3 separate regions of the Mus musculus genome follow, and all the other regions are linked to region 3. A link is a loop called in an ENCODE intact Hi-C map of the cell type or tissue named here. Cell type or tissue: left cerebral cortex. All regions are shown on one strand. Region 1 holds the start of Snord66 (small nucleolar RNA, C/D box 66). Region 2 has its middle 4.1 kb from the start of Eif4g1. Region 3 holds the start of Vwa5b2 (von Willebrand factor A domain containing 5B2).

Region 1 (8,000 bases), 99 kb before region 3:
GGTAAGCCTAAACTACCTAACTAGTTTGAGGCCAGCCCAGACTACTTAAGATTGCATCACAAAAGACTGACTAAAGAAATAAATAGTTGGAAGTTAGGTTCAACTCTAGGTCCAGCACTGAGTCCATGACAGACAGATTCGAGACAAACTTTGGCAGCCTCTTTGCCACATACTCATACCCTCTCTGGCCTCTAGAATGCTCCACTCTGCCCACTTCTCTTACCATCCCATCTTCCTGGTGAATCCCCCAGGAACCTTTAGCCATCACAGCAGTTTCCCTGAGGTGCTTGTCTTTTTTTTTTTTTTCTTTTTTTTTAGTTTTCGAGACAAGGTTTCTCTGTATAGCCCTGGCTGTCCTGGAGGAACTCACTTTGTAGACCAGGCTGTCCTGGAACTCAGAAATCCGCCTGCCTCTGCCTCCCGAGTGCTGAGATTAAAGGCGAGCACCACCACGCCCGGTTGGTGCTTGTCTTACAATGCAATCCCAGAACACCATCCACCCCATTCCTCACAAACTCCATTAGGTGAAGCACAGGACCTCAAGGCCAGCTCTAAGGTGATAAGCTAGCTTACTAACTACGGGAAGTTCAAGCCTGGGTTCATCCCTCTGGGTTTCCCACATCTCTGGGTAGAGCTGATCCTTCACTTATCCCACAACTGTGCTCCAAAGCCATCTGCTTTCTCAGAGAGCCCTGTACACCTGCTTATCTACTTTGCCCCACACATTTACCACATTTCTGTTAAGTCCAATCTTGCCACAAACAACCTTTTAACTACCCCACAGCTAAACAAGATTTTTGTACTTGTTTTTCTGTCTCAGACAACTATCTCAGTTCTCTCCAATTCAGAACTTTGGACCCCTACTTACTCCATCAAATTCTGTAGCTTGATAGTAAGACGTCGATGTTTTTTGTTTTTTTATATTTTTTTTTGGTTTTTCGAGATAGGGTTTCTCTGTATAGCCCTGGCTGTCCTGGAACTCACTTTGTAGACCAGGCTGGCCTTGAACTCAGAAATCTGCCTGTCTCTGCCGATGTCGATGTTTTAAATACTCAAGGTTTTTAATGTTTAGATAGGCTCCTGCCACACTATAGCATCTAGCATTTTCAACCATTTTCCTATACCAAACTTTTTTTGCTCACAGGCCCCTGCCCTATCTGTGTTCTCCATTTTACCAGAGCTCTTATCTTGAGGCAATCCCATTCCAAGCAAGCCAGTCTCCACTGTAAAATAGAAGTAAACAGCTAATTGACAGCATTTTAAAGGTACTTATGTTTTAGGTACTGTTTTTTGTTTTGTTTTTTATTAATGTATGTAGTAGCCTTGGTTGTCTTGATCAGAAACCCATTTTCCCATTTCCTGAGTGCCACCATGACCAGCTGGGGTAGGGATCATTCTCTAAAACAGGGTCTAATTAATCATCCTAGGCTGGCTTTGCACTTAGAGATCTTCTTCCCTGCCTCTGGTGATCACAGGGTACGGCACTACTGTTCTCACCTCAAATTCTTTTCTTTGCTTACAATCCTTACTCTATTCTGTGCAAGACCCCCATCAGTACTCACCTGGCCTTTAGTATCTGGCCCCTCACCCCTACTTCTTCATTCCCTCTTGTTCATGACTGCAGCACTTCCTTCAGTAGCGCTTTCCATGTCTCTATGCACAGGTAACCAACCCACACCCATCATCTCTTAGAGCTATCTACCAACACTCATGCTTTGACTCCAGGCCAGCACAGAACCATGCTCTATTTGCTCATTACAGTTTTTTAACACCTAAGCATGCCCATGTCCTGAATTTGTAAACCTCATACACAGTCATAAGCCCCCATCTTCCAATGTGGGAAAGGGAGATAAATCCATCCCTAATAGCTATTAAAAAGGCAGGCAAGCACTGGGCGGTGGTGACACACGCCTTTAATCCCAGCACTTGGGAGGCAGAGGCCGGCGGATATCTGAGGCCAGCCTGGTCTACAGAGTGAGTGAGTTCCAGGACAGCCAGGGCTACACAGAGAAACCCTGTCTTAGAAAAAACCAAAAAGGCAGGCAAGCACTTCAGCCTTGTATCAGACAGATGGGCACATGGTATCTGAAAGATGCTACTGTTTATCACCTCTGCATTGCTGTCATCTACTGGTCAAGCACAAAGCGGGCAGGCAATCAACCCTCCAGGCTTAGATTAACTCACTCCATTTGTAGGCAAGGAAACAAGCAGAGGGTAGGGTAAGTAACAATCAAATCACCATGGCATTTTGCTCTTTCCCCCGCCTCTCTTGGCTTGAGTACCTTCCATGACCAGCTTCTATCTGGCAGCCCCTCTGTCCCACCCTCACCCCTGCAGCCTGGCTTACTGGCAGGCTGTTCTAAGGTCACTACAAGGGCCTGGAGAGCATAGAGTGCTTGTAGCTCCTTCTGCTCATCACACAGGTATTTCTGCAGCAGTCTTGCTCGCACTTTCAACACTTGAACATCCACTCGGAGAGGAGTCTCAACTACAGGGGGGGGGGGGGAACAAAACAGAGTAATGAAGACTTCACCTGGCTTGGCTGGCCCTAGAAGGCCAAGACCAAAACTCCTTTCCCCCCATTAGATTGCCTGGCTCACCCTTGTCCCACCACTCCCCTGGCTTACAGATAATTGCAGAATAACAGACAGTTGTCATGAGGGCTCGAACTAATGTATTGGATGCTATCTGCTGCTCATTTAGGTTGGCCTGTACAGAAAAACAAATAGACTCTAAGTATTCACTCTTGTTACTCCCAAACCATCCACCTCAAAAACTACCTCTTTCCTTCCCCCATATCCACGAAAAACATACGTCTATCCAGTCGAACACACGCTGATTACTGCCGCCGTCCTTCAGCAGCTTCTCTAGCTGCCTACGAAGCTCCTCAAAGGCAAGTGTCCTCTGGCCAGGAGCTTCAGATTCTTCTCCCAAGGTATATTCCACCTTCTATAAACAAATGACCAAAACTAGTGTAAAAGATGAGGGAAAGATGAGACTAGCTAGCCCCAAATGCAGAATAAGTGAACTCCAGTGTCAAACCTTTTCAGCCACAAATGAGCCAACGTCTTGGCCCTCTGCTAGAAATTCCCTCCAGCTCAGCCCAGCCTCTCGCCACAGCATCCCCACCTTTTTGGGACCCTGAAAAACAAAAGACCAATTCAGCATCTCAATAGCTACTTCTACACATGGCCCTTGACTCTTAGGACTCAATAGTTCAATAATCATACTACATAGGCACCACCCTTCTATGCCTAGATTAAATAAACATCACAAGGAATAGGAACTCACTACCACCTCAGTGGTATGACATTAGGATGGGGGAGCGCATCTAGGAAAAGTATCACTTAGAGTTTGTAGAACTCTTAAGAAATCACTGGATCTGCCGGGCGTGGTAGCCACGCCTTTAATCCCAGCACTCGGGAGGCAGAGGCAGATGGATTTCTGAGTTTGAGGCCAGCCTGGTCTACAGAGTGAGTTCCAGGACAGCCAGGGCTACAGAGAAACTCTGTCTCGAAAAAAAAAACAAAAAAACAAGAAACCAAACAAAATGCCTATTGGTTTCCTACATTCAGAAAACCTTACACAATAAGGTTTTCATCTTCATACCTACACCTTCATCTTCACAAAACGTCCCTTTCAATCTTGTCTTACCCCTCAGAGTTCTAGACATTCAAACTTCACACTACATACCCAACTTCTTACAACCACGGGCACCACTCTCAACTTGACGTTTTCAAGGCCCTACATTCCAGACACCAATTAGCTTTCATAAAATAGTTGTAGTGCTCATCAAAGGTGGTCTTCCATTGCAAACACTCCATGGCCGGTCCTGAGATACTGTGATACTGTCTCCCATTTCACTCTAATCACTGAGGCTCCCATCTCTTCCTCTGCTCTGTACCAAGCTGGAGTTCACACTGTTTAACTGCTATAATCCTAGGATCTCGGTCTATAGTGAACTGTTCAAAGAAACACCAGTCAAATGAATTAGCCACGGGTCTAGGGTCTTTCTTTGCCAATCTTCCTTCAGCCCAGGAAGAACTCACGACACAAACTACCTATTTAACACTTTTCCTCTTTCAAGTATCAAAAGTAGTCCTAGCATTACAAATACTCCAGGCCAACAAAGGACCAAGAGGCTCCATGGTCACCCAAGGCAGCCAAAGCCATAAAAAAGTCTCTGAATATATCAACCTTTGAAAGGTTCAACTCACCATGCTCTTGCATAAGAGACCCAGGATCTCCAGCAATAAAGAAGTAGCTTTGCCCATGGGTCTCAGAGGCTTCGTAATTTCCCTGTAAGAAAGATCATCAATCCCGATGGCCTCCAAACCCAAGTCTGTAACTTGTCTCACTTCCTCCATTCTGTCTCTCACACCCACAAAGGGAGGGAGGGCCTACCTGAAGAGCTCTCCCATGGGCACCCCATCTTCCTGGAGAATAGGTGTAATCAGTTCTGCCAGGTAAAGCCATACATGAGGGATATCAATTTCCATGTCCTCAGCCAATTCTAGTGTTTCATACAGCCTGAAAAGGGAATAAGGGGTCAGGGCATTTAGAGATGGGTTAGACACCCTGCTTCTAGGGAAATACACAACTAAAAATCAAATGTGGAGCCCCCCCCCACCCCCCGAAACATTTTCCAGACATGAGACAACCTCCAGCTAAAATCTGAGATTTCAGGAATCCCACAAAGGAGAAGGAATTGGTGAGCTATGCGGATACGGACTAACACGAATCCTACCCTTGATAGTACTGGGCAGTAGAGAGGTGCCCCGCACAGAGCAGTTGGTGCAGTAGTCGCCCCATATGCTCACGAGCAATGGTACTACGCTCCAGCGTGGACTCGATACCAAGCCGTACGAAGATGAAGAGCAAGGAGGGTGAAGCCAGCTCCTGGACACACTGTACTGCCTCCTGAGGCAGTACATATGAAGAAGAAAACCATCATTGCCGGGTCCCCAGCCAATATAGACCATGCCAGTCAGCATGCCTCCCCTTCCCCAACCCTTACAAGCAATCACTAGTCCCTCCCCAGTGCCAACCTTCATGTCATTGAGATGGAGATATTCCTCAATGATGGCCTTAGATTTCTTCTCCACCTCATCCACAGACAGCGCAGCCTTTGGAGGGCTCACTGGAGGTAGAGTGGCTTCCCGCTTCACTACAGGGGAAGAGCTTTTCAGTGACTCGGCTTAAAAGAATCCAGAGTTTCTCAAGAAAGTTGGGGAGTACTCAGTCCCATATCACCCAATAGCCTTTCCCCCCATTCCTCTACAAGCCTTCCCTTCCTTCTCACCAGGATCCCGACCACGATCCTCTGTGAGGCTAGCTGCCTTGCGGAGTCCCTCAGGCTGGGATGGCCGCTCTCTACTTCGCTCCTCCACTTCTTTGCTAAAACTTCGCTTGGTGGCAGGTGTTCTGGCACGATCAAGTCGGTCCCCACGGTCACCTCCCCGCTCACTCCGCTCTAGTCGGTCTCCCCGGTCCCCAGCTTTCTCACCTCGTTCCCGGCTCAAGCTACTCCTGGAAGACAAAACACATGGTTTCTCACCTGTACCACTCAAGCATTTTATGTTGACTATCCAATATTCAGGGCAACCTCGGGGTCTCATTCTTGTCATCAAGGACATGTCCAGGCAATAAAGGAGAGATCCCTATGCTGTGACAACTAAAACCCAATCACAGTATTCTCTAACAACTCCACCCCCAGAAACTCACCTCTGTACAACACGTCTGTTATCTGTGTTCTCTGCGGGTAATGTTTGTTGAAGAGCAGAAAAGCGATTCAAGGTAGCTGGACGAGTAGCTTCCGATGCTAGGAAGGGCAGAAAGCAAACTTCATGAACCCATTTCTACCTTCCAAGAGCTAGAGTACACCACACACCCTTACTACTTTATGCATCCCATTATTGTTTAGGACTCTTGGTCACAAGTAATTCAGGCCTTGGCATCATGTATAACTCCTACATTTATTCCCTAATTACTTATTCTGTATAGGAAAGACGAACTCAAGGAAGCTGAGAATAGCAAGTACCCAAATCCCTACAGTGGCCTCCATACCTGTGTCTGAGGGCTTGGCTCCTGAGCCCCCACTGCTGCCCTTGCCCCAACTCAGTCGTCCTCCAGGTGCAAAAAGCTGGTTGTTAGAATCAATGGAACCAGGCTGCCAAAGGAAAGACAGCAGACTCGTATGTCTTACCTAACTTAAGCCCTTAGCACAAATGACAGGTGAGGCAAGCTTTGACTAAACAGTCAAGAGAGTAAATATTTTAGGGCTTTACAATCCACAGCCTATGGCTACTACTCATTGTTATTATAATGTGAAAATAGTGTTAACATAAAGGAATAACTTGTCATATCAAGTAATTACCCATAGACAGTAAAATTCAAGTTCTATATACTTTTTAAAAAAAGGTTTACTATGAATATACTGTTCTGTCTGCATGTAGGCCAGAAAAGAGCACCAGCCCACGATCATTGCAGATGGTTCCTGGGACTTGAACTCAGGACCTCGAAAGAACTGCCAGTGCTGTTAACCTGAACCCAAATTGTACATACTCTATATACTATATCACACCTTTCTTTTTTTTTTTTTAAAAGATTTGTTATTTATATGAGTACACTGTAGCTGTCTTCATGTACACCAGAAGTGGGCATCAGATCTCTTTACAGATGGTTGTGAGCCACCATGTGGTTGCTGGGAACTGAACTCAGGACCTCTGGAAGAGCAGTCAGTGCTCTTAACCGCTGAGCCAGCTCTCCAGCCCTATTTTTTTAATCACTTAAAATCACTCTTGGCTTGATTTTGGTGGGGTTTTTTTTGTTTGTTTGTTTGTTTTGTTTTCCCGAGACAGGGTTTCTCTGTGTAGCCCTGGCTGTCCTGGAACTCACTTTGTAGACCAGGCTGGCCTCAAACTCAGAAATCTGCCTGCCTCTACCTCCCAAGTACTGGGATTAAAGGCGTGCACCACCACTGCCCGGCAATTTTGGTGTTCTTATCAGCTTACTAAGACCAATATGAACAAATCCTTTAGTGGGTGGCAGTTCATCTAACTAGTCTAAGTTCGGCTATCACCACCCTAGCTGGGGGGGGGGGGGGGGGGGGCGCTAATGCACACTTCATTCTCATCACCCTCCAACTCACCTACTCCAGAAAACAACCTACCTTTGTGATCTTGGTGAGCCGTGAGGTGTCAATGGGGCGACTGCCTTTGCTAATGGGGACTGTATTCCAGCCACCATCATCTACAAGTGGAAGGCCACGGTCTGAGGAAAGGAAAAAGGGAGGGAGGGAGAGTGGGGGGAGCATGTTGGAGTAACAAGTCCTGACAACCCCTTCTTGGGCCACCCTTAGCCTCTCTTCCTCAGGTCCTCAATCCCATCATGTGGTCTCAGTGGCCCAGACACGTGGCACTGACAGAAGTCATCAGCGGAAAGGGTATTATATCCTCTAGGAGCTCCTCTGCCTCCTCAGCCCGAGCCTCACACTCACTGATAGGCGGGCCTGGAGGGCCACCCCGACGTTTGTCGCTGCCCTTGGCCATGAGCTGCTGTACTTTAATATGTTCTCGGTGCTCTTCCATCTCAGCCTCCTTGTGAATTTGATCAATAGTCTTAGGACCCTGATCCCCTCGGCGTGGCACCCAATTACTCTTTGGGAACAAAGTGGAAAGAAAGTTATTTTGGGGTTGGCGGGGACCAGCCAAGGTAGTATCAGAAACTAGAGTAGCAAATGAAATGGGGAAGAGGACACATACCTGCCGCAGATCGAGTACATCCTGCAGCATAAAACGGATGCGAGATGAGGTCTTCTTTTCTTTAATGATTTTTTCCATTTGGTTGAAATACTGATCCATTCGAGGCTAGGAAGCAAATGGATCAGATCAATTGTCTCCCCCTTCCCTCTTTTTATTTTCTCCTGACATTGGTTAAGCATCCCAAACCCCTCAGCCTGTATCTTGTCAGCAAACAGGAGACCCCTATGTCTTACTCAT
Region 2 (8,000 bases), 80 kb before region 3:
CCCACTGCCCGCCCCCGTGTCCCCTCCCGAACTTTGGAACTCCCAGGCCGACCCCCTCTGAGGCTCTGGCGGTTCTTTAGTTCATTCATACTTTGCGCAAGCATTTATTGAGCGCGTGAGTGCTAAGTGAAGTGCCGGCCTGGAGCTCAGAGTGCGGAATCTAAAAAGCAGTCCTGCCCTAGTAAGTGTAGTGTGCAAATTATGCAGCCTCTGAAAATGCTATAGATTTGATCTTTGATAGACCTATTAACAAAGGAAATTCAATATTGCACCAAAGAAACTGCCGCAATCTAAAGAAGCAATTTTACTTTTGTTTTTTTAAAAAAATCAGTTGCTCCTAGGGAAACGCAAAAGTCAACATGAAAACTTTGGAATAATGGAAAAAGGAATCCCAAAGCTGTACGTGTGCTGACTGGCTAAGGCAGGGAATCAGTTACCATAAGCTTTAAAGTAGGGAAATGTCACCAGGCAGTGGCGAGCCACGCCTTTAATCTCAGCATTCCAGAAAGATAGGCAGGTAGATCTCTGAGTTCAAGGCCAGCCTGATCTACAAAGCAAGCTCCAGGACGGCCAGAGTTACAGAGAGACCACATCTTGAAGATTTCTGAGATGGTTCAATGGTTGGCGCACTGGTTGCTCTTTATTGCCTGCTCTTCAAGAGGATCTGGGTTTACTTCCCATAACCCATAAGGCAGTTCATGTCTGTGTGTAACTCTGATTCGTTAGAATTCTGCCCTCTTTTGCCCTCTAAAGGCACCACATATGCATGTAGTGCACAGACATATGAAAACAAAACATTCATACACGTAAATATTTAAATTTTAAAAATAGGAAAATTTGAACTGGGTGGTGGTAGTCCACACCTTTAATCCTAGTACTCCAGGGGCATAGGCAGGAGAATCTCTGTGAATTAAGGGCTAGACTAGTGTAGAGAGCTAATTCAGGACAGCTAGGGTTACACAGAGAAACCCTGTCTCGAAAAACAAAAAAAATAGCCAGGCTGTGGTGGTGCACGCCTTTAATCCCATCACTTGGGAGGTAGAGGCAGGTGGATTTCTGAGTTTGAGGCTAGCCTGGTCTACAGAGTGAGTTCCAGGAGAGCCAGGGCTACAGAAAAACCCTGTCTGGAAAAACCAAAAAAAAAAAAAAAGAGTTGTACTCTATTGAACTGAGCATTTGAGCATTTAGTTAGGTAGCAGAGCCTTTCCCACTGGCCTTTCTCCCTCTCACATGCTACCTCCTAGCATGCATTATATCACAGAATTGGTGACCTAAGTGAGGGGGGCAATAATGTAAACTTCATCACTGTGCTACCAAGAAAGCAAGGCTACAGGGTGGGCAAATGCGGGCACAAGGATCCTCTAGATGGCCTGAGTCCTCAGTGGTCATGTGCTTTCCCAGCATTTGGGAGACCTTGGGTTCAATATGCAGTAACAGAAAACAACCAGTCCAAAAAAAAAAAAAAAATCACCATAATCAGTAGCTGGAGAGACAGCTCAGGTAAAAATTGAGCATGTGCCAGGTAGTGGTGGCACATGCCTTTAATCCCAGCACTTGGGAGACAGAGGCAGGCGGATTTCTGAGTTCTGCAGAGTGAGTTCCAGGACAGCCAGGGCTACACAGAGAAACCCTGTCTCGAAAAACCAAAAAAAAAAAAAAAAAAAAAAAAAAATTCAAGCATGTGATGGTACACATCTTTAGTTCCAGCACTTGGGAAGCAGAGGCAGACTCTTAAGAGTTCAAAGAAAGCCTGGTCTACAAACACAAATTGAGAGTTCCAGGACAGCCAGGGTTATACAGAGAAACCCTGTCTCGAAAAACCAAAAAAAAAAAAAAACCACTAAATCTGAATCTGCTCCCCAAGACCCACATTAAAAGCTGGCCAGGGGGGCTGGAGAGATGGCTCAGGGGTTAAGAGCACTGACTGCTCTTCCAGAGGTCCTGAGTTCAATTCCCAGCAACCACATGGTGCTTATAACCATCCGTAATGTGATCTGATGCCCTCTTCTGGTGTGTCTATCAACAACTACAGTACACTTATAAGTAAAATAAATCTTTAAAAACAAAACAAATAAATGCTGACCAGGACTTGTAATTCCAGCACCAAGAAAGTTGAGAGAAGGCAAGATGCCCAGGGATTTGCAAACCAGCCAATCTACCTGAATCACGTGCGCTGCATATTTATGAAAGATTTCTCTAAAAAAGGAAGGTTGACAGCTCCCCAGGAAAACACTAATTGACCTTTAGCCTCTCATGCACACATATACAACTCCCCAATATAAATATCTGTGGATACACACACACACACACACACAGGGGATGAGGGCATTAGGAAACTAAATTATCACTCTAAAGATCTGAGCAACAGTTTTGAAGAAATAAAACAAAATATACACTTGTGGAATGAACCAAGGTAAACCTGCAGAGTGTTTTGTAACTTTCTGCTGAACTCAGTGAGGCCTGTCACATAGGGCTCCCTTCTCTGCTGGCTTTTTTTCCTAAACAAACTAGTAAACAAAAATCAATTACGGCCGGGTGTGGTGGCACACGCCTTTAATCCCACCACTCGGGAGGCAGGTGGATTTCTGAGTTCGAGTGAGTTCCAGGACAGCCAGGGCTATACAGAGAAACCCTGTCTCGAAAAAAAGCAAAAAAAAAAGAAAAAAAAAAATCAATTACTGCCATGTATCTGATAACTCTCTCAGTTCATTAACCAGAAACTGCTCTTGAACTTTTTTTTTTTTTTGGTTTGGTTTTTTCGAGACAAGGTTTCTCTGTATAGCCCTGGCTGTCCTGGAACTCACTTTGTAGACCAGGCTGGCCTCGAACTCAGAAATCCGCCTGACTCTGCCTCCCGAATGCTGGGATTAAAGGCATACACCATCACTGCCCAGCTCCAGAAACCATTCTTTTTTTTTTTTTTTTAAACATCTGTGTTTTTTTTTTAAAGATTTGTTTATTTATTTTATGTATATGAGTACACTGTAGCTGTAGTTGTGAGCCTTCATGTGGTTGTTGGGAATTGAATTCTGGATCTCCGCTTGCTCCAGTCGACCCCACTCGCTCCAGCCCAAAGATTTATTTATTATTATAAATAAGTACACTGTAGCTGTCTTCAGACTCACCAGAAGAGGGCACCAGATCTCATTACAGGTGGTTGTGAGCCACCATGTGGATGCTGGGATTTGAACTCAGGACCTTTGGAAGAGCAGTCAGTGCTCTTACCTGCTGAGCCATCTCGCCAGCCCCAGAAACCATTCTTAATCTTGATTGGTTAAGTATATAGTCCAGGGAAAGGTATGGAAGGAAATTAAGCTAGACATTCAGGCTCAGCCAGGCGGTGGTGGCTCACGCCTTTAATCCCAGCACTTGGGAGGCAGAGGCGGGTGGATTTCTGAGTTCGAAGCCAGCCTGGTCTACACAGTGAGTTCCAGGACAGCCACAACTACACAGAGAAACCCTGTCTCGAAAACCCAAAAAAAAAAAAAAAAAAAAAAAAAAAAAGGTTTCAAAGTGAGTCTATAGGGTGAAATCTTGTCCCCTGAACTACCTAACAAAAAGTCACATGAAAACAATTTTGTTTGTGTTGTGACCAGTGCTGTGCTGGAATGTGAACAGAGGTACTTGGTACCACTGAGATGGCCTAAGGCCAGAGTCAGGTGCTATGGGCCTGTAACCTCAGCTACTTGTGAGTCTGATAGAAAGTTCACTACACTACTGGCTTGTGTGTCCAAAGGCACATTGGGCTACATAGTGAGATCTTGTCTCAAAAGCAAAAAAAAAAAAACAAACAAACAAAAAACTGGTGGCGCACGCCTTTAATCCCAGCACTTGGGAGGCAGAGCAGGCAGATTTCTGAGTTCGAGGCCAGCCTGGTCTACAGAGAAACCCTGTCTCACCCCCCCCCCCAAATAAAAATAAATAAATAAATAAATAAATAAAAATACATAGAGAAACCCTCTCCTCCCCACCCTCCCGAGAAAGAAGACTGAGAATGTAGCTCAGTGGAGTATTTGCCTTGGAATGTACAAGGCCCTAGACTCAGTACCCATAATACCTCTCCCCAGGAGAAAAAGACCTGGATTGGGCAGGGGAGTCTGGGAGTAGGAGAAAGATGGATATGTAGAAGCAAAAAAGGCAGGATATCCGTAGCTTGGGGTAGCAGAAGCAAATGGGAGGAAAAGCTATTTGTTTCCAGAAACCATTCTGACACCCAGAGCTTCATCCAAACAGATGGTTACTTACCTACTCGCATCCAGCAGTCCTCAGGGAGAGCTCTTAGAAAAACTCTTTTAGACCTGGCTTGAGCCTCAATTTTTGAGACAGGGTTTCTCTGTGCGGTCCTGGCTGTCCTGGAACTCACTGTGTAGACCAGGCTGGCCTCGAGCTCAGAAATCCACCCGCCTCTGCCTCCCAAGTGCTGGGATTAAAGGCGTGAGCCACCACCGCCTGGCTGAGCCTGAATGTCTAGCTTAATTTCCTTCCATACCTTTCCCTGGACTATATACTTAACCAATCAAGATTAAGAATGGTTTCTGGGGCTGGCGAGATGGCTCAGCAGGTAAGAGCACTGACTGCTCTTCCAAAGGTCCTGAGTTCAAATCCCAGCATCCACATGGTGGCTCACAACCACCTGTAATGAGATCTGATGCCCTCTTCTGGTGAGTCTGAAGACAGCTACAGTGTACTTATTTATAATAATAAATAAATCTTTGGGCTGGAGAGAGTGGGGTCAACTGGAGCAAGCAGAGGTCCAGAATTCAATTCCCAACAACCACATGAAGGCTCACAACTACAGCTACAGTGTACTCATATACATACTCATACGCCTTTAATCCCACCATTTGGGAGGCAGAGGCAGGCAGATTTCTGAGTTCGAGGCCAGCCAGGGCTACACAGAGAAACCCTGTCTGGAAAAAAAAAAAAAAAAAGAAAGAAAGAAAGAAAGAAAGAAAAAAGAAAGAAAGAAAGAAAGAAAGAAAGAAAGAAAGAAAGAAAGAAAGAAACCTCTTATGCCTCAGCTTTCTGAGTGCTGGGATTACACGTATAAGCCAACACACCTGGTTTATTTTAATTATATTTGTTTTGTGGGGGGGGCAGGGTCAGCAGACAACTGCTAGTAGTTGGCTCTCTCTCTGTCTTATAGGTCCAGAGAAGGTTTACTTACTTGCTGGTCCTGGTTTTTCTTTAGTTTTCTTTCTTTTTTTAAAAAAATTGGATATTTCTTTATTTACATATCAAATGTTATCCCCTTTCCTGGTTTCCCCTCTGAAAAGCACCCTCCCCCTATCCCTTCCCCCCTTCCCCTGCTCACCAATCCACCCTGCTTCCTGCCCTGGCCTTGGTTTTTTGTTTTCTTGAGACAGGGTCTCTTATAGCTCAGACTGGTCTCAAATTCAGTTTGTAGGCAAGGATGACTGCTTCTATGTACCACCTCACCCAATTTATGCAATGGTGGGGATTGACCCCAGGGATCCATGCATGCAAGAAAAGCACTCTACAACTGGATACACCACTGGCCCCCACATGAACCCCCAGACTCCTTTTTTGAGACAAGGTCTCAGTATGCAAATATGCAACCAGGCTGGTCTGGAAAGCCGAGGTCAGTCTGTTTCTGCCTCCCAGTGCCCTAACTGATCTTATTGTTACTACATCTAGAAATCCAGTAAGGCACTAATCAGATCACTATCAGACAATAACAGAGGCTCTTTCAGACAACAGTTATATTGAAGGGGCACAACAGACTTACTGATATCCAAGGATTAAACCTTTTACACATGGGGCCAAGTGAGAACAAGGTGATGGATGACTGAAGAGACCTGAAGTTGCTGATGCTTTCTCAGCTAAGATTCTGAGTTACAGGGATGATGGGAGATGGTTCAGTGGTTCAAAGAACTGGTTCCTCTTCCAGACGACCTGGATCTGAGTCCTTAAACCAATAGAACAGCTTATAACCTAGCTCTGTAATCCAGTTCCAGGAGACCTGACCACCTCTGACCACTACACACACACCCAAACAAAACATCCATACACAAAATTGAAAAAAAAAAATCAAGTGTTGTCATGCACACCTTTAATCGCAGTACTGAAGAGACCCAGACAATCTCTGTGAATTTGAGCCTGGTCTATATAGGGAGTTCCAGGACAGGACTATATAGAGATGCTACCTCAACAAAACAAAACAAACAAACAAAAAAACTACACACAAAAACAAAACAAAACAAAACAAAACAAACCTACACACACATACCAAGGAGGCCAAGTTTTAAATCCTAGAGACATATTACCATAATGACTAAGGGCACGAGATATACCTCAGATACCAATCCTAGTCTCTTACCTCTCATGTGACAATGAGCAAGTTATCAACCTCTCCCAAATTATACTCACCTCTGAAATTGCAACAGCCTCTGAAACACAAACAAGTTATTCTTCCAACGTGTATTGCATTTACTTAGTACTAGACAGTATTCAGAGGTTAAGTGCTGGGTCAACATTACCTATGGTTGTTTGGTAGGACCATGTGCTATGCCCACTGTTAGACATACACACATCTGCAGGACACCAGGCCCCAGGGTAGTGGATTTACACTTGTACTAGCTGTAAACTTTGTTCTAGTGCTTTCAACCTGTAGTAGCGCTGCCCATCAGGAGCAATTGCCTTCCCAGGAGTAGGTTGCTCCCCATCCCTATCACTCTGAGGTCAAAGTCAAGCAGAGATGCTAACGTGACCAGATCGCTCAAGCAGCAGCCTGAAAGGAGTTCTCAGGATATATCAAGTTAGAAAGGAGTGGAACTTCACAGTCTTGGGCGTCTTTTAGCCAAGGTCAGAAGATGGGCCTGGAGGAGTACACAAAATCCTTTGAAGGGTAGTTATAAGAGTTGATGTACAGGTCCTGGAGAGATGGCTCAAAAGTGCACTGACTGCTCTTCCAGAGATCCTGAGTTGTTCCCAGCAACCACACGGTGGTTCATGACCATCTGTAATGGGATCCGATGCCCTCTTCTGGTGTGTTTGAAGAAAGTGACAGTGTATTCACATATATTAAATAATTTTTTTAAAAAAGTTTATGTGCAAATATAGATGAATGCTCTAGAATATTCTTTAAAGCTGGATGTGTGGTACATGGCCTTTAATCTTAACATTCTGACATGAAGGCAGAAGTATCAATTTCAAGGTCAGACTTAGATACTTAGAAAGTAAAAGACCTTTATCAGCAGGGCAGTAGTGGTGCATGGCTTTAATCCCAGCACCTGGGAGGCAGAAACAGGAAGATCTGAGGCCAGACTGGTCTATAGAGCGAGTTCCAGGACAGCCAAGGCTATACAGAGAAACCTTGTCTCAAGAAACCAAACCAGCTGGGCGTGGTGGCACACGCCTTTAATCCCAGCACTTGGGAGGCAGAGGTGGGCAGATTTCTGAGTTCGAGGCCAGCCTGGTCTACAGAGTGAGTTCCAGGACAGCCAGGGCTACACAGAAAAAACCCTGAAAAAAAACAAAAAAAACAAAAAACTTTTAACTTTTTTTTTTCCAATGTTCAGTTTCCTTTAATGACCCCCATCTCCTTTGAAGGGTAGGTGCAGGCAGCTAGGCAACAGGCAAGACTTGTTCACTTGAAGATCTTGCCTTGATTGACAGCTTTGCCCACGTGCTGGAAGGTCCCCTCCCAGGAAAAGTACTCGAACTAGGGTCTGGGTCTCCTCGCTCCCAGGATCCAGTTTCCGCTATGTATACATCTCATAGTCCACCTGCCAATCTGGACTCAGCGCAAAGGCAAGCTCTTGGCCTCGGAAGACCCAAACACCAGAAATGGAGCTGCTGTTGTTGGTTCCAAAGAGGATAACACTAGCAAAGGCATTCTTCCTCAGTTTGTCCAATCGCTGAAACATCCCAGTGATGAGGTTGCAACTCATGAAGGTCGGGGTGAGCTCTTCAAGGAAGCAGTACTCAGCATACCACAGGGACCAGCCATCTTTATCAAAGTGCTTCCAAAAATATGG
Region 3 (8,000 bases):
CTCTGTATCTAGGACACACAGGTGTTGTGAGCTGAAACCCACTTGGAGTCCTGTGTATCCATCACAGTGTTTACACCATCACCCCTAATCTCCCTTCACCAATTCCCACTCTTCTAGTTAAATGCTAGTTCCTCTTTCTGGAACATTCCTGGGGCTAGAACCTAGACTTTATTCTTGCTTCTACCTGTCTGTTAGGCTTAATCCAACTCTCCACACCGTTGGATTCTTTCTTTTTTTTTTTTTCTTACCTGATAGTCGTATGAACAAGAATCAAATGCGTATATAAATAAATAAACAAATAAATAGGATGCAAACCACAGAGCACAGCACAGGGGTGGATTTCCATGCCCTCCAGTACTCACTGGATCCCTTTGTCCCAGGTTCTATGTTAAATGACCTAGAAATGACCAAAGTACAGCCCCAAGCTCAGGAGGCAATGTTTCGGGAGAGATAGACAAGCAGGTACAGTGACATTTATTCTCCCTCTTAAGTGCTCTGACTGGGGAACAAGGGGGGAGCACAGTCAATTATTCGTGGAGGATAAGGGAGAATTCCATAAGGAGAAAGCATTTGAGTAACTCTCAGAGAACAAGCACAAACACATTAGTTAGAGCCAGCGGATGGTAGAGCTGAGCAGTATAAATTGAGCTTTAGCTAGGAGTGAGAACCTGGGCTGTTAGACAGGACAGTGGATTTGATTCTGGAGCTAGTCCGTTCATAGGTTCACCGGAACTCATGTGTGTAGTCTAAGAGGCAAGGGACTGAGGAGGAGATAGCCTGCCTCAACCTAAAGAGACTATGGCTACCTGAACAGTAGAGGTCTTTGGTACCCTGTAAGCTACTTTGTGCCTATTGTGTCTGCCTGGCTGCGAAGGACAGACTCAGCCTGGGCCACATTCTTTCAGTACCAGGTTCAGGTTAGATGCCCAGTCCATGACTGCTGGATAAAGGGGTAACCAATGGATGGAAAATAAAATCAGCGTCTGGAAGAAGAAAGGAGGCTGGCGATGTTAGCGGAGGCACGAGGGTGCAAGAACCTGAGCTGGCATTCGAGGGCGCGGGCTCGGGCTCGGGCTCGGAGCTTACCCTGTGCGCAGCGGCGGGGTGTAGAGGTCCCTAGTCCCGGGCCCAGAGCGCGACAGCAGGCGGCCTGTGATCGGCGCCGGCTATGCAACTGGAAGGAGACGCGCCGTCCGGCCGCCTCGGCCTCGAAGCCAGATACCACCTCCGCCTCAGCCAGAGGGTACACGAACACGCCTGCGAGCAGGAACAGGCAGACCTGCTCTCGAACCCCACCTGGCATTTGCTACCTCCCCGCGCCCGCACCAGGTCTCACCTTCCACCGGCTGGGGCTGTGGGTTGTGGTAGGTAAGCCGGGCACGCAGGCTGAGGCAGGGTCCCTTGGCATAGGCCCGGACGCAGGAGTCGGTGAGCGGCAGCGGCGTCCAGCTGGTGGGGCAGTACAGGCCAGGCATGGTGCCCACCCTGCGTGAACAGGGGCTGGATGAGGGGCACCTCGCTCCAGCGTCATGAAAACTAGCTATGCCACCTGACCCTATCGGGTACCTGGGGACCTGGGGATGAAAGCTTGCAGAGGGAGCAAGGCTGAGTCGGGAGACCCCCCCACCCCCACCCCCACCCCCAAGCCGCAGCGTCCAAGCAGACAGGTGGCGGGGCAGATAACAAGAGGGGTGTGTGTGTGTGCAAGGATGGAAAGATGGGCATCCTCGCCCGTTACCTGGGTAGCAGGAGCAGGGAACAGCTCTCCGCAATGGGGGAATGGAGGGTTAATGGTTAACCCTCCAGTCCAGGCGTCCTCCAGTCCCGCTGCGGGTTGCGAGCCGGGGGCTTGGGGGGTGGTGCCCACAGCTGTTCCTGCACCTTCTCGGGGCCTCACCACCGCCCCCGTACCTGCCCCCTGCCTCCTGGCTCTCCACGGTTGCCAGCTGTCGGAAGTGGTGCTTCTGGAGAGATGGAAGATACTCTGGGTGGAAAGCAAAGGTTTAAAGGGCCAGCATTGCCCTAGGCGCCCCTAGCTCACAAGGGTCCCCAGGGACAGGGTGAGGTCGGGAGCTGAAAAGGCTGCAGTCTTTATCTCTCCTTGCCTTTCGTGACTGGAGTACTGAGAGAGGCTGTAGACCGTCTTGAAAGGTTGCAGTAGGAAGAACTAGAAAGGGACGGGAAAATGCGTCTCGGGAAGTCAGATGTGCAGAGGTGTCGCGGCAGCGGGAGTCCATGTCATCTGATCTAGAGCGGCTCTCCCCGCCCAGGCTGGCCTGAGACTAGGTAGCCACAGGGGATGCTACAGGGTGGGTCTTGGGATCGCCCCCTCCCTTTGGGCAGCCCAAGCCTCACCGTCACTTCTTGGTGGAGTTGTGGGGCGTCGCGACCAGACAAGAGTGGGTGATGCTTCCTCTGATGTCCAGACTGCCCCTTGTTCCTGCACCTGCGCGATCCACCTCGGAACTACCACTGAGATCCTGTGAGTCGGGAGAGGGGCGCCAGCCGGGCTGCTGGCTGGTAGTCCCGCCCGGGTTCCAAGAGGCCGCCCCTCCAGCCCGCCTCTGCCCCGCCCGCCACTGCGGAGGGGGCTGCGGCTCAGTTCCTTCGGGCACCGCACCGCCTCCGCGCGTCAGCTCAGGCCGGCAGAGCCAGGCAAGAGACCGCAGTGCAGAGAGCCAGTACCCCAGCCACTGCACGACCCCCACCAACGGCACAGTGAAGCTGAGCGCCCCCTCTCCATCCTTCTGGAGGTAAGGAGTTTCGTGAGCAAAACAGGGCGGCCGAGTCTGCAAACACATCCCCCCCTCTTCCCAACACTGCAGTGGCCCACCCACCACCACCCCGCCCTGGGTGGACTCCCGCTCACTGCAGTGACCCTCCCTCATCACCGCATCGGAAACCATTTAGGCCTCGCCCCCCACAAGAAGCAAATAGGTTATTGCAGAAACCTCCCCTTTCGCGGCATGTGCCTTCGTTTGTGTGCTCACCAAAGCGGTTGCCCTCAATCCAGTCTCCCCATCACTGCAGCGGCGTTCCCACCCGGAAGCACCCTGGGCTCCTTCACTGCAGTGTTGTTATACCCTTCCTTTTCTGGGAGTGGGGAGGATGCGCAGGACGGCTTCCTTGCACGAGGGCCTCCAGAGTAAAGCCTTCTAGCTTTCCCAAGGGTGCGGGGCTGCTCCTGTCACAGCAGTGGTCCCCGCCTCCCATTCGTCAGCCTAGCACCTAAGGTGGGGGCATTCTTGCTCAGAAAAACAGGCTCCTTGAAATTGGCAGGATTTTCGCGTGTTTCTCACTGCAAAACATTAGGAAGATCTGTAAAATCTCCTCTAGGATCTTGAGGGAAGAGTCTGGGAACCCCGGGAAGTGAGCGAAGGTAAGTATATTTGGGGTCACCCTTACAAGCACTCCTAAAGATGCCCTATTCCAATTCTGCAAAAAGAAGTTAAGGAGTGCTGTAGGTGGGAGCAGTCAGAACTGTGAGATTGAGGTAAGAGAGTTTTTGTTTGTTTTACATATAGACACCCAATAACTCACACCATTTGTTAAAATTACTATTTGGAGCCATGCAGTGGTGGTGCAGGAGAACTACACAGAGTTGGAAAAAAGCAAAACAAACAAATACAAACACACACACACACACACACACACACATACACACACACAATTAGGGATGGCTCAGTGGGTAAGGGTAAAAAGCACTTTGCTGACAAACCTGATAACCAGAGTTTAATTCCTGGGATCCACGTGGTGGAAAGAGAGTATTGACTCTCACAGGTACACGTGTGCTTTGCCTACATGAATGCACATAAATGACATGCACACCTGCTGAAAGACACCAGAAGAGGACAGCAGATGCCTTGGAACTGGAATTTGGGTGGTTGTAAGTTACAATGGAGGTGCTGGGAACCCTGGTTCTTTGCAAGAACAAGTGACTTTAATCTCTTAGCCATCTGCCATCTCTCCAATGCCAAACAGATGTTGTTTTTGTTTTTTGTTTTTTGTTTTTTGTTTTTTGTTTTTTTTTTTTGAGACAGGGTTTCTCTGTGTAGCCCTGGCTGAACTGGATCTCACTCTATAGACCAGGCTGGCCTCAAACTCAGAAATCTGCCTGCCTCTGCCTCCCAAGTGCTGGGATTAAAGGCGTGCACCACCACTGCCTGGCTTTAAATTAATTTTAAAGTGTTTTAAATACTATTTGGGGGAGGCAAAGAGAAGGATCATGATTTTGAAATCAATCTGGACTGTTATCTTTTTGTTTTGTTTGTTGTTTTTGTTTGTTTTGTTTTGTTTCATTTGGCTTTTTTCCCCAAGTCAGGGTTTCTCTGTGTAGCCTTGGATGCTCTGGAATTCACTTTGTAGACCAGGCTGTCCTCGAATTCACAGAGATCTGCCTGCCTCTGCCTAAGACCTTACCTTACAAATAAAATAAAATAAAATAAAATAAAATAAAATAAAACCCTAACTTTTCCTTGATTGAACTGCTTTTGTCAACAGTAAGTCTGTGGGCTTGTGAGATCGTGGCTCAGTGAGTAAAGGCATTTGCCACCATGCCCGGATAACCTGAGAACTGTCTCCAGAACCTGCATGGAAGAAGGCTGTGTATGATGGCATTATGTGCCCCTCCCCCACAAATATGCTCCCAAAATAAATACCATGTAACTTTAAAACTTTTAAATTAAAAACCACTTGGTTATGCTTGTCTGAGGGTAGCTTTTGGTTTTCTATTATGCTTAGATATTTATTATTTTGCCCATATCACAGTTTTGATATGAACAAATACTAAAGATAGATAAGGCAAGAAATTGTGTAAAAGGATTCCTCTATTCTTGTTTTTCAAAAATAATTTGAATTATTTTAGTTTTTTTGCCTTTCCATATAAATTGTAGAATAATCTTGCATATATGTACTTTTGGGAGTGGCATATATATATATATATATATATATATATATATATATATATATATAGTCTATCTATGTGGCCTTAGCTGTCCTAGAACTCTTGGTGTAAACCAGGCTGGCCTTAAACGAACAGAGATCTGTAGAGAGAATCTCTTGTGTGTGTACTGTGTGAACCCATCTCCTGCCAATAAAGAGCTGATGGCCTAATAGCAAGAGGCAGGAAATAGAAGGCTGGAATTCTGATAGAGATTGGAATTTCACCCTGGGCTCAGAGGAGACAGACTCATGAAACTGAAGAGAGGTAAATAGCCATATGGTATACATAGACTAGAATAAATGAGATATTTGTCATTAGCTAGTTGGGAACAAGCCCAAGCTTATGACCTAAGCATTTACTCATAAATAATTAAGTCTCAGAGTCATTATTCTGGGAACAAAATACTCCTGGTTACAGAGATCCACAAGCATATGCCTCCTATGTACTGGGATTAAGGATATGATTAACAAGGATATCCTGACAAGGCTTCAGGTTTTCGAGACAGTCTTGATAGTGTAGTTCAAACTATGTTCACACTCATAGCAGTCTTTCCTGCCTCAGCCCGCACCACAGCTGGCTCAGCTAATCTTTCTGTTTGCTTGAGACAGAATCTCTCTGTGTAGCCCTAGCTGTCCCGGCTCTCGCTCTGTAGACCAAGCTGGTTTCAAACTCACAGAGATCCACCTGCCTCTGTTTCCTAAGTGTCTGGGTTGAAGGTGGCTGCCACCATGCCAGGCCAAGGCTAATCTTATCTCTAAAAAACTCTTGCTGGAGTTGGTGAACGTTCAGGCTGGACATTTAGCAGATGTGGCCTCAAAAAAGAAGAGTCCTTAGACTTATGGCAGGGATTTTGTGTTCTGTAGTTGAAAGACCTCCAGGCTCAGCACAGACTGTAGAGTTTCTCATTGGTACAGATCAGATTCATCATCACAAATTTACCAAATCAAGAATTCCAGATTGGGGGGGGGGGCGGTTAAAGATGACTCAGTGTGCAAAGACAGTTGCCACTCAAGACTGGCGACCTGAGGTTGATCGCTGAAACCCACATACAGAGAAGGAGAGAACTGACTCCACAAAGTTGTCCTGACTCCCACATGTGCACTATGGTGCATACATGTGAGCATACATACATGCATGCATACATACATACCACACACATACAGAAACACACACATCACATGCAATGTTTGAAAAAATGATAATTTCAGATAGGGGCTGGAGAGATGGCTCATGGCTATGAGTGCTTGCTGCTTTTTCAGAGGACCCAAGTTTGATTCCCAGCACCTACATCAAGCTGCTCACAATCACCTACTCCAGGAAGTCAGTCACCCTTCTCTGGCCTCCACTGACACCAGTGCACAAACACACATACACATACATAAGAAGTACATAAATATACAAAATTAAATTTAAAACAAGATTTTATTTATAAATTATGTATGTCTATACAGGTGAATGCAGAAGCCCGAGACATGGTCCTTCTGCAGCAGGAGGCACAGGTAGTTTTTGAGCTGCCTGATGTGAGTACTGAGAATCAAACTCAGGTCCTTTGGAAGAGTAATAGAAGCTCTTAGCCACTGTCCTCTTTTGGTGTGTCTGAAGACAGCAACAGTGTACTCATATACACAAAATAAATAATTCTAAAAAACATTACCATCAATGGGAGGAGAGGCCCTTGGTCCTGTGAAGGTTCTATGCCCCAGTATAGAGGAATGCCTGGGCCAGGAAGCAGGAGTGGGTGGGTTGGGGAGCAGGGGGAAGGGGAAGAGGATGGGGGATTTTTGGAGGGGAAACTAAGAAAGAGGATAACATTTGAAAAATAAATAAAGAAAATATTTAATAAAAAATTACACCTGGGTGTGGTGGCACACACCTTTAATCCCATCACTTGGGAGGCAGAGACAGTTGGATCTCTGTGAGTTCAGCCTGGTCTACAAAGCAAGTTCCAGGACAGCCAAAGCTACATAGTGAGATTTTGCCATAAATACTCTTCTTCCCCCTCTCCAAAGGTGCTTGGCCTAGAGAAAGCAAATACCTCTCAAATTCACATTCCCTCAGCAAATGAAAAACTGTATGTGATTAGAAACTTGATAAGAGTCCAGCCCCTGGGATGGCACAGCACGTAAAGGCACTTGTTGCCAAGCCTGAGTTCCATGTCCTAGACCCACACACACCATCAGTAGACTCCTGCAAGTTGTCCTCTGACTTCTCTGCACAGTCATGCCATGTGCACATCCACAAAGTGAATAAATGTAATGAAAGTGAATTAAAGAACACAGCCCCTGAAGCTGCCAGAGAGACTCTGACCAGAAGAAAACACCTCTACAGTATGCCCAGGAACACTGCAGAGTTAGTTGTACAGTGTCAGCTGGAGTCTGTGAAGGAGGTCACAGAGCTTGATGACACAGTTTCAGACTGCAAAATGCAAGTCATTTTTATTCAAAAGGAAATGTTTGTATTAGAGTATACTTTGTTTCTAAAGGTCTATTTGTATGGGTATGCATTTTGTCTGCATGTAGGTCGGTGCTCCAGTGCAGATATGGTGCCATGAATTCAAAAGAGGGCACTGGGTTATCTGGAACTGGAGTTACAGACAACTGGGAGCTGCCCAGTGGGAGCTGGGAACTGAGCCTAGGTCCTCTGAAAGAGCCACAATGTCCTTAATTACAAACTCGTTTCTCTCTTTTTTAAACCCAGGGAAGTGGGGAGTTGCTGAGACTCTAAGGATTGTATTAGACCTGATATTAATTCTGGAAGAACTGGCACTATTACTATGCTGTTTTGAGATGGGCCTTGCTATGATGCCCAATCTACTGTCTAAGTGGTTGGCACAAGTGGCCTCCCTGCCACATATCCCAAGTACCCAACACTGCAGATATGAGCCATCATGATCAGGTATTGTCTTGAATCGAATTCACAGTCACACTATACTTCTTAGTTTAATTAGATTCACTTTGTTTACTTTTTGGTAGTGGGTATTAAACTCAGGATTTCACCAGTGCTCAGCAAGTTTTCTCCCACAGAGCTACATGCCAGCCTTTGTTTTTGAGACAAGGTC

The links. Peaks named below come from ENCODE experiments on the same cell type or tissue, not always from the same donor. Only the 100,000 strongest peaks of a DNase experiment are listed, where the experiment ranks them.
Region 1: it touches region 3 in a loop (1.9-fold over the local background); 1 of 42 quality-filtered maps calls a loop at or near these places.
Region 2: a loop joins it to region 3, with 2.7 times the contacts of the local background. A loop is called at or near these places in 1 of 42 quality-filtered maps.

What each region holds. Positions count from the first base shown.
Region 1 is chr16:20,683,680-20,691,679 of GRCm38, reverse strand. Eif4g1 (eukaryotic translation initiation factor 4, gamma 1) reads right to left here. Exons shown (of 33, transcript NM_145941.3): 19 at 7,764-7,868; 20 at 7,499-7,658; 21 at 7,172-7,272; 22 at 6,067-6,169; 23 at 5,725-5,821; 24 at 5,303-5,529; 25 at 5,049-5,167; 26 at 4,748-4,920; 27 at 4,405-4,530; 28 at 4,218-4,299; 29 at 3,043-3,141; 30 at 2,815-2,949; 31 at 2,628-2,709; 32 at 2,348-2,488. It overlaps Snord66 (small nucleolar RNA, C/D box 66), which reads right to left and starts at 7,424; the gene lies at 7,367-7,424. In left cerebral cortex, no CTCF peak of the experiment used is centred here; no DNase peak of the experiment used is centred here.
Region 2 is chr16:20,664,670-20,672,669 of GRCm38, reverse strand. It overlaps the pseudogene Gm4462. Among named protein-coding and RNA genes, the nearest start is that of Eif4g1, 4.1 kb to the left of the region's middle. In left cerebral cortex, CTCF peaks have their summits at 3,131 (motif pointing right) and 4,667 (motif pointing left); no DNase peak of the experiment used is centred here; H3K4me3 peaks cover 397 bases.
Region 3 is chr16:20,584,637-20,592,636 of GRCm38, reverse strand. Vwa5b2 (von Willebrand factor A domain containing 5B2) reads right to left here and starts at 2,484. Exons shown (of 20, transcript NM_001384105.1): 1 at 1,739-2,484; 2 at 1,337-1,485; 3 at 1,087-1,257. The coding sequence starts at 1,475. Gm35685 (predicted gene, 35685) reads left to right here and starts at 2,035. Exons shown (of 3, transcript NR_168482.1): 1 at 2,035-2,753; 2 at 3,337-3,379; 3 at 4,501-4,676. In left cerebral cortex, no CTCF peak of the experiment used is centred here; DNase peaks (open chromatin) are centred at 2,003, 2,251, 2,550, 3,102 and 1 more place; H3K4me3 peaks cover 2,280 bases; H3K27ac peaks cover 1,488 bases.